Regions from separate parts of the Mus musculus genome. Here region 2 is linked to region 1. The links are chromatin contacts, found by Hi-C or POLR2A ChIA-PET in ENCODE. All regions are on one chromosome and are shown on one strand. Each heading gives the region's core, a stretch centred on a gene start or an enhancer-like site at or near the end of the contact. The rest is flanking DNA. Distances are from core to core; before and after follow the strand shown. Region 1 holds the start of Zim1 (zinc finger, imprinted 1). Region 2 holds the start of Olfr1344 (olfactory receptor 1344).

The links. A loop is a pair of places that touch in the nucleus more often than their neighbours do. ChIA-PET counts read pairs that join two places held with the same protein, here RNA polymerase II (POLR2A).
Region 2: a map of left cerebral cortex shows a loop between it and region 1 (5-fold over the local background). The contact joins the promoter of Olfr1344 here to the promoter of Zim1 in region 1. A Hi-C loop is called at or near these places in 7 of 37 maps with a recorded cell type or tissue (Patski, adrenal gland, heart and 1 more). POLR2A ChIA-PET finds 5 or more read pairs at or near these places in 1 of 5 experiments (Patski).

Annotation. Positions count from the first base shown.
Region 1 is chr7:6,693,940-6,698,820 of GRCm38, forward strand. Zim1 (zinc finger, imprinted 1) reads right to left here and starts at 2,493. Exons shown (of 8, transcript NM_011769.4): 1 at 2,430-2,493; 2 at 1,711-1,833.
Region 2 is chr7:6,437,564-6,442,444 of GRCm38, forward strand. Olfr1344 (olfactory receptor 1344) reads left to right here and starts at 2,339. Exons shown (of 1, transcript NM_177061.3): 1 at 2,339-3,304. The coding sequence starts at 2,339. The coding sequence ends at 3,304.

The sequences.
Region 1 (4,881 bases), core at 1,243-3,742:
GGAAGGTGGGGTGCAGGAGGGTGCAGGGGTGGGGAAACATCAGAAGGTGGGGCATGAGGAGAAACAAGCACAGTATATACATGTGAGAAAGTATCAAAGAATAATAAAATCAACAACAATAATAATAGCAACAGCAACAACAGCAACGATGGAATTGGCAAACATACCCTCTGCTTTGCTGCTTTGTTTGTTTGTTTGCTTGTTTGCTTGTTTTTAAGACACCGAGACCTATAGCAGATTCTCACACATACATGCTGATATAGCCTCGAATTTGGGATTTTCCAACCACAATTTAGGTGCTGAGAACACACTTTTAGGGAAAGTCAGAGGACACCCTAGCACACAGACGCAAGTCCATCTGCACATCTGTATGACAAGGAAACTGAGAAAACTGCCCAGTCAGGCTGGCACCCATCTGTAAGTGTCACAGGCCTTACGAAGCGTACGTGGGTGTGGACAGGGACACATCTACATCTACAGAAGAACATTTTAGAGCTCCCAGTCACCTCTGTCACCTCTCGACAGAAGACCTCTTTCTGCTTGATTCTAAGGCTGACCTCAGGCTCACTTGGGGTCCAGCAGTACTCACCTCCATGAAAGTGATGCTTCCTGCCCTCACTCACGACTGGGCCACTAATGCATACTTCCTTGCTACAGATGTTCAAAGCCTTTTCAAAGCACCCTTCTCATCCAGAAACCTTCATACATGCCCTGTGTGGAGCCCCAGAGACCTTCTGAACCCCCCCCCATTGTTCCCTATATAGCCTAACCCCCTTGGAGTCTCTCTAAAATCATCCCTTTAAGGTCCATCAAATCAAGTGACTAACTGGTTCCTCTGACTCCCAGCTTATATGTCTAAAGTCTGGGATCATTTCCTCCTGGTCCATTAGACTAATATGTCACCAGGGCTTCTAGATCCTACTTTGTAATGCCTGGCTCTGTGTCCTGAAGAATACACCACAACGCCCTCCTCTGAGCCAACTCTAGTTTCCCCCATTTCTTATCTTCTCTCCTCTCCTACTGCTGTCTAAAGACGTCCAGAGACTCGGTTGCTCTGTGGCTCAGAAACTCAATTCCCAGTCTGGATCCCTGCTTACCCTTCACCAGGCTCTATAGTCTGCCCTGTTCCCCAAAGCCAGCAGGTACATTCTAGAAAAAAAGCAAAGACACCTCTATTTGGTCCCTTCCACAGCACAGTAGCCACCCCGACACCTCAGTCCTAGAACAGGACATTTGCCTGAATGGGACTTCGGGGCTGTCTTCTGGGCTTGGGTCGAAATTATCCAGGGTTTCATACTGCTCACCGGCCACTAGGTAGGGGAGAAATGCCTGGCCTGGCTGCAACCTTGCCTTGGATATCCACAAGTTTAGCTAATAGCTATCCAGAGAGCATACCAATGTGTTAGTGACCAAACTCATTGATCACCTAGACGAGATGCTATATGCACAAACTATCACCCTTACTTACATATAAGCAAACACATATGAATACTCAAATACACATAAACAACCCAATGGAATAGAATCAATTGCATACAAATCAGTAAGATGCAATTCACGAACTATATACAAACCCAGGCCATGTAAATCCACAGTTGAATTGAGCCCCAACTCCTTCAACCATCCCAACACATTCCCCGCCATACCACAGATACAAATACAACCTAAAATCTGCACAACCTCCCTCTGCCAGGCATACTATGAACTCACAATCTGGGACCAGCTAGCTGGTTCAGCTGGTAAAGGCGATTGCTGCCAAGCCTTATAACTCGAGTTCCATCGCTGGGACCCACATAGTAGGAAAAAACAGGCTGTTGTGAGTTGTCCAAAGACCTACACACACATACAAACACACAAAATTAATTAATTAATTAAATTTAAAAATTCACACTCACAGTGTTATTACATAAAATCTATATTAGTAGATCCACAGAATGAGACACATAGTCGGGCTCAAATACAGACACATTTCCCAACACACAAATACAAGATCATATAATCACACTTGACCACATCAGCACAGTCAGGCAGTTGGGCAAAACTCACAACTACAGCTCATCCGTATACAAAAACAGATACAGTTACAAAGTAGAACACAAGCTCACGCACACCCACATAAGAAGAGAATTCGAGTCTACAGTGTTCAAACAACCCAGCTAGGACCAACTACAACCACACAGGCGAGACAAACTAAGCCACCCATAAACGTAAAGTTGTGGAAGAAAGCTGACACATTGCAGGGACCAAACCCTCCAAATAGGAGTTACACAAATCTCCATAACGTAGCAGAAGTATGTCTAAGAGCTGTGCCACACTATTCCCTCGCACACCCCCTACCCAGACCACTGTCCTCTACAGAGCTGTGATAGGGTGGGGACCCACCCAGCATGCAGACACCCTGCCCTCTCAGTCCTCTCCCGTGTTCTTGCCTCTCGTCCTCGCGCTTGGTTATCCGTCCGTCCGCACTCGCCTCCAGGCACCGCAGCCTGCGGCCACCCGGAGTGGAATGCCGCGGGATGACTTTCAAAACCCAAGTCCCCAGCTCTAGGGCACCGCCCACAGGACTACATGTCCCAGAAGGTCTCACGCCGTCCAGCCTGAGGCTCCAGGCTATGGAGCGCCCAGCACCCGGCACAGCGCGCTGGGACCTGTGGGAAATGTAGTCCCCAGCAAGATGCGCTCGCTATAAGCGTTCCTCAGACGCTCTGCCCTTCTGTGGCTCCACTTCTAGTACTATAGAGAAATTGCGTCTCCTGGTGGAAAAATTTCCTTCGGTAGTAAAATTTCTAAATTGATAGAGGCCGATGGTAGAAAAGGGAAAGATTTTTAAGATTATGTGATGACACGCTGAGGTAGAGTGGTTTGGTTTGGTTTGGGACAGGGTTTCACTATGTAGACCTCAACCTCAGGATCCCCTTGCCCTGAGCTGGGATTACTGGACGGAGTCACCAGCACTCTTCTGTTTTCACTTCTTTGCTTCTAGACCTACTTTACCATTAAAGTCACAGCGTAGACTTGGGGAGCGTCTTAGTCAGGGTTTCTATTCCTGCACAAACATCATGACCAAGAAGCAGTTGAGGAGGAAAGGGTTTATTCACCTTACATTTCCACATTGCTGTTCATCACTGAAGAAGTCAGGACTGGAACTCAAGCAGGTCAGGGAGCAGGAGCTGATGCAGAGGCCATGGAGGGATGTTCTTAACTGGCTTGCTTCCCCTGGCTTGCTCAGCTGCTCTCTTATAGAACCAAGACTACCAGCCCAGAGATGGTCCCACCCACAAGGGGCCTTTCTCCCTTGATCACTAATTCAGAAAAAGCCTTACAGTTGGATCTCATGGAGGCATTTCCTCAACTAAAGCTCCTTTCTCTGTGATAACTCCAGCTGTGTCAAGTTGACACAAAACTAGCCAGTACAGGGAGTATTTCTCAGCTAGTAGAAAGACTCCTCGGCTTCTACAAGTGGTATCCCCTTCACCGCTGATCTGGGCTAAGCTTCCCACTGTTGTACAGGGATTATAGGGTGTTGAGGATTATAGGTATGTCAGGGGGAGAAAAATGTGCCCACTATCCCTGCAGATACATCATTAATGCTTCGTAATATTCACACCCTCTGTTGTAGGGTATGCAATTTCTCTCCTGAAGGTGGAATACAAACTTCCTTATTCCAGGAAGTTTGCTTTAGCCAACAGAATGAAGTGGGTAGCACTGACTCCTAAGTGTCAACGGGTTGTTCACTGATTCTCTTGGTGTGGAGGTTTGAATGAAAATGGCCCCGATAGATTCACAGGAAGTGAATCTTAGAAGGTGTGGCATCACTGGAGCAGGTGTGACCTTGTTGGAGGAACAGCATCATTCCAGCCAGGCTTTGAGGTTTCAGAAACTCAAGCCAGGACTAGTGGCTCATAGTCTCTTCTTGCTGTCTGCAGATCCAGATGTAGAACTCTCAGGTACCTCTCAGCACTATGCCTTGGGTCCCACCGTAATGACAACAGACTAAACCTCTGAACTGTCAGCCAGCCCCAACTAAATGTTTTCCTTTATAAGACTTGCCATGGTCATGGTGTCTCTTCACAGAAACCCTACGGGGTCAATCTGAGGACCCACAGCTGTGGAAGGAGAGAAAAGAGTTCCACAAATTGTTCTCTGACCTCCACAAGGACACATATACACACACACACACTAAACAAACAAACAGAAAGTAATCTCTCACCCTCATTCAGATGGTTAGTGTTGTCAACTTGGCAATATCTAGAATCACTGGGAAGATGGGCAGCCTGTCTGGGTGGGGTGATTATCTTGATTATGTTATCGGAGGTAAGACCCATCATAACTGTGGGTGGAACCATTCTCAGGTCAGGGAGAGAGTGGACTGCATGCATTCAGCACTCTCTGTATCCTCATCGTCATGGCAGTGATATGGCCAGCTGCTTCAGGCTCCTGCTGCTTTGGATTCCCACCCCCATGCTCCTATGATGCTCCCACATACTTGAATTCTGAGATAAAATAAACTCTTTCTCCTTTAAGTTCCTTTGGTCAGAGTAACTGATCACATCAACAGAAAGGGGAACTAAGACTGAAATGCTGTACCCAGAACCTAGGTTAGGTCACCACCAGTTAGCACCAGACATAAGAGCAGGCTCGGTTCACCTGGCTGGTCAAATGTAAGTAGTGTCACCTAGCCAACCTTGAACATATCCCAGTGGTATGAACAAGAAGCACTTGTGTGCCGTTGAAAAGTTTTGTTGTTTGTTTTGAGACAGTTTCTCTATGTAGTCCAGGCTGGTCTCAAATCCAGAGATGCATCTGCCTCTTGAGTGCTGAAATGAAAGGTGTATACTACCATGTCCAGCTAGGTAGATCTATGGCTTAAGGTTCTTTTGT
Region 2 (4,881 bases), core at 1,089-3,588, 260 kb before region 1:
GCTATCCCAAAAGTCCCCTATATCCTTCCCCCCTCCCCTCCCACCCACTCCTGCATCTTGGCCCTGGTGTTTCCCCTGTACTGGGGCATATAAAGTTTGCAAGACCAAGGGGCCTCTCTTCCCAATGATGGCCGACTAGGCCATCTTCTGCTACAAATGCAGCTAGAGACACCAGCTCTGGGATACTGGTTCGTTCATATTGTTATTCCACCTATAGGGTTGCAGACCCCTTCAGCTCCTTGGGTACTTTCTCTAGCTCCTCCATTGGGGCCCTGTGTTCCATCCAATAGTTGACAGTGAGCATCCACTTCTGTGTTTTCCAGGCACTGGCATAGCCTCACAAGAGACAGCTATATCAGGGTCCTTTCAGCAAAATCTTGCTGGTGTATGCAATAGTGTCTGCATTTGGTGGCTGATTATGGGATGGACCCCCGGGTGGGGCAGTCTCTGGATGGTCCATCCTTTCGTCTCAGCTCCAAACTTTGTCTCTGTAACTCCTTCCATGGGTGTTTTGTCCCCAATTCTAAGAAGGGGCGAAGTGTCCACACTTTGGTCTTAGATGTTCCAACTGGTAATAAGAACACATGCTCCACTATGTTCATAGCAGCCTTATTTATAATAGCCGGAAGCTGGAAAGAACCCAGATGTCTCTCAACAGAGAAATGGATACAGAAAATGTGGTACATTTACACAATGGAGTACTACTCAGCTTTTAAAAACAATGAATTTATGAAATTCCTAGGCAAATGGATGTATCTGGAGGGCATCATCTTGAGTGAGGTAACCCAATCACAAAAGAACTCATATGATATGTACTCATTGATATTAGCCCAGAAACTTAGAATACCCAAGATACAGTTTGAAAAACACATGAAACTCAAGAAGAACAGAGAAATCTTGTATATACATGTAACTAAAATTTATAAAAAGGAAAAGCCCCGAAGTATTATTAGATAAGGAACCTTCAAAGAGAGATGGAGACAATGATAGAACAGAGAGGAATTTTCCTAGCTTTTCTCTCAGGGTGACCTCCAGTCTCACATCTAGAAAAGGTAGATGGGGCCCATGGGGACCCAGGGCCGAGATCAACCCACTGAAGCCTCATTACTGATGGCCAATAATGGGTTCTTGTGAGAGTCAAGTGTGGTCCCAATGTCCTGACCTAGGGAGAGAGCAAGGCGAGGAGCCTTGTAATTGCTCCCCCAGTCCCTCTGTGTCAGAACTCTCTGTGGATCTGGGTAGAGGGCTTTAACTCCTCCTACCTGATCACAGCCTGGATAATTTGCTGTTTTTCCTGCTTCCGAGCCCAGGAGCCTCGAGCATACTGTGTATCCTTGGAGGTGGGAAGCATCTATCTACTCCATGATGGGGATGTGTAGCTATGGAGCAAGTCTGAGTGCGGAACTGGGCAAAGAATCCATGTGGTAAAGGAGGCGATAGGAGTTTCTGGGAGGTGAGTCTGTTGAGGCTTCAGATTCGTAATGGACACCCACAGGGAATGAATAAGATGTTTTGTGATCCAGAGAGCCCGTTGTACAAAGCAATTGTGTGCACATAGGGCAGAAATGCTCCTGAGCGATTTGTTCTCTCTCCATCTTTCTTCTATCACGGTCTTGACCCAATATTTGCTAGGTATGTCTATAGGCATGTCTCACAATTGACTTCCAAGTACCTATGACTTCAGTGGGTTTATAACCACTGGAAGACTTGGATATTTGTGTATCTCAGGTCCAGCTCATGGAGAAGAGAGGGAGAGAGAGAGAAAGAGAGAGAGAGAGAGAGAGAGAGAGAGAGAGAGAGAGAGAGAGAGAATTCTTTTACAAAACGATATGAATAATGTATTTTAATTTATTTATTTTCTTCTCTCACTGTCTTTCTGTTTGTCTCTCTGTCTGTCTGTCTGTGTCTTTGTGTGTGTGTTATGTGGAGGTTAGGGTTGGTTGCCTCCTTCCATTGTGTGAGTTTGTCAAAGATTAAGCTCAGCTCATTGGGCTCTCACTCAAAACCTTTATTTTATGAGGGAAAAATTCAGACTCAGAAACATTTTTTCCTTCAATATATGTGCAAGTTACAACAGCAAGCTATTGTAACCATAAAGAGGCACGGGGGGGTGGGTGAGGGGCGGGGGTAAACAAGATGTAACTTAAGAGTTGGAGTGTGTGTGTGTGTGTGTGTGTGTGTGTGTGTGTGGTGGGAGGAGAGGGAAAATGAGGCGGGAAAATGAGGAAGGAGAGTGCTGGGAAGGGAGACTAATGGAGAAGGAGCTGGGTCCTGCCATCCCTTACACTCCCAGCTCAGACTGTCTGCAGTGACCCTGCTATTTGTCTCTGTCTCCAGGATGGGCCCGGGAACCCTCAATGATTCAGGAACCACAGAGTTCCTGCTGCTGGGACTGTGGGCCCCACCTTCCCTGCGCCCCCTGCTGTGGGCCTCACTTCTTCTAGCCTACCTCACCACTGTGCTGGGTAATGGTGCCCTAGTGGGTCTGATAGCCTTGGACAGACGACTGCATCGGCCCATGTATCGCCTGCTGACCCACCTGGCCCTGCTGGACACAGCCTATGTGAGTACCACGCTACCGCAGGCGCTGGCACACATGACCATGCGCAGTGCCCGCCTCTCCCTGGTACGTTGTGGCACGCAGCTGTACGTGGGCATCTCCCTGGGCAGCTGCGAGGCCATCCTCTTGGCAGCGATGGCCCTGGACCGCTGCCTGGCTGTGTGCAGACCGCTGCATTATGCGACCCTGGTGACCGCCCCCCGCTGCGCAGCGCTGGCTGGAGCATCCTGGACACTGGGCTTTGCACTCTCTGTACCCAATGCGGTGGCTGCACTACGCCTGCCCTTCTGTCCTGGGAGGGCAGCGGTGGACCACTTCTTCTGTGAGCTACCTGCGGTGCTGAGGACAGCGTGTGCGGACACCACAGCCAACTACAGGCTGGTCTATGGCCTGGGCGTGCCCATCCTCCTGGTACCTTTGGTCCTCATCCTAGCCTCTTACACCTGGATTCTGGCTGCTGTGCGCAAGTTGCCTTCTGCTGGAAGTCGCCACAAAGCTTTGTCCACCTGCAGCTCACATTTGGCTGTGGTGGGGCTCTTCTATGGCACGGTGAGTGCCATGTACCTGCGGCCCAAAGCCTCTAGTGATCTTCCTGCTAGACACCATAAACTGGTGGCAGTTTTCTACCTGGTGGTCACACCTGTCCTCAATCCACTCATCTACAGCCTTCGAAACCGTGAGGTCCACATGGCAGCTCGCTATGCCCTGGCCCGGCTGCGGGGGACGCGCATTGTGTTGCACTAAGCGACTTCTGCGGGGCACAGAATTTTCTCTCAGTCTGGTCTGTTCAAATTCCATGGAGGTATCTTCTTTTGTTTTATTTTTAAGTTTTTGAGAGAGGATCTCAGTATAGCCCTAACTAGCCCGGAACTCGTTGGATAGACCAGGCTGGATTCGAACTCACAGAGATTCACTTGCCTCTGCCTCCTGAGTGCTGGAATTAAATGGATATGTCCCTACATAGAGATTTCTTTGAAAAAATCTTGAATATTATGTCTTTATTGACATAATTTCTCAGACTGTATTTTGATCATGTCCATTGCCCATGCCTTCCCTAAAATCGTCCAAGATCTAACCTCCCCCCCCCCCCATCCACTCCTCAACTTAATAAAATCACTCCTTGGAGTCCAGTTTGTGCTCCCTAGATACTCATGGGTGTGGAGCCCTTTAATGAAGCATGGTTGACTTACCAGTGCATACCAGAGGAGCACTCTACCTAGAAGTGAGTCACATTCCTGCTGGAACTTTCAAATAAAGAATTAGATGAGAAATGCTTTCAGAGTTGCTGTGGCTACTGCACTGCTGTGACTGTGAAGGGAGGGAGAGGGGGGAGGGAGGAATGGAGAGCGAGCAAGAACAGATAAAGCAAGAAAGAAACTTGGGGCTGCACCCAGAAAACTATTAATGGCCATTGGTGTCTGAATATTACAGAATATCTGTGCATCTCTAAATCTGCAGTGAGGATACTTGGAGGGGCTGGAGGAAGGGAAGAAAATGGGAAAAGCAATGTAATTCTATTTTAAGTAAAAATGTATAAAAAATTGAAAAAATAAAAGCATTTATTTTATACATATGTGTGTGTGCCTGAGTGCATGTGTGTGCAGCATGTGTGTGCAGCATGTGTATGCAGTGTCCAAGGACACCAGAAGGTGCTGGATTCCCTGGGACTGAATTTACAGATGATTGTGAGGAACATGTGGATGCTGGGATTTGAACCCAGGTCCTCTGCAAGGTAGCCAGCACCCTTAACTGCTGAGCCATCTCTCCAGCCCTAACTCTTTTACTTTTTAAATTACTTAAAAATGTAAAAATAATTTGAAGATAGCAGGGCCTTGCTTTAGCACCCCTGACATCAGGCAAAAAGCAAACTCAACAATCTCAGAAACCCAAAGGTGGTGGGGCAGGCCTGTTATCTCAGCACTCGGGAGGCAGAGTCAGGGGGACTGAAATTCATGGTACGTTGTGATGATGTTTATGAATATTTTCACTCACACTACGTACTTTGACCATATTTACCCCAGTACCTCTTCTTTCTGACCTCCCAGACTTTTGGTCCTCTATGTTTCTCTGTCCTTAAAACAAGACTAGAAATGTTTTGAGGTTTTTTCCATTTAATAAAATGTCTATAGGTATCTTATAAATCTTTTATTGTCTTGACAAATCTTTTTTTTTTTTCTGAATTTTCTCAGGACTTGTATCATAAAAGAAGGTTGATTTAATAACAGTTTAATTTCTAGTTATGTGTATATTCGTGTCTATGTATGGGTATGTGCCCAAGAGTGATGGTGTTCTCAGGATACAGGAGAAGGTATATCTCCTGG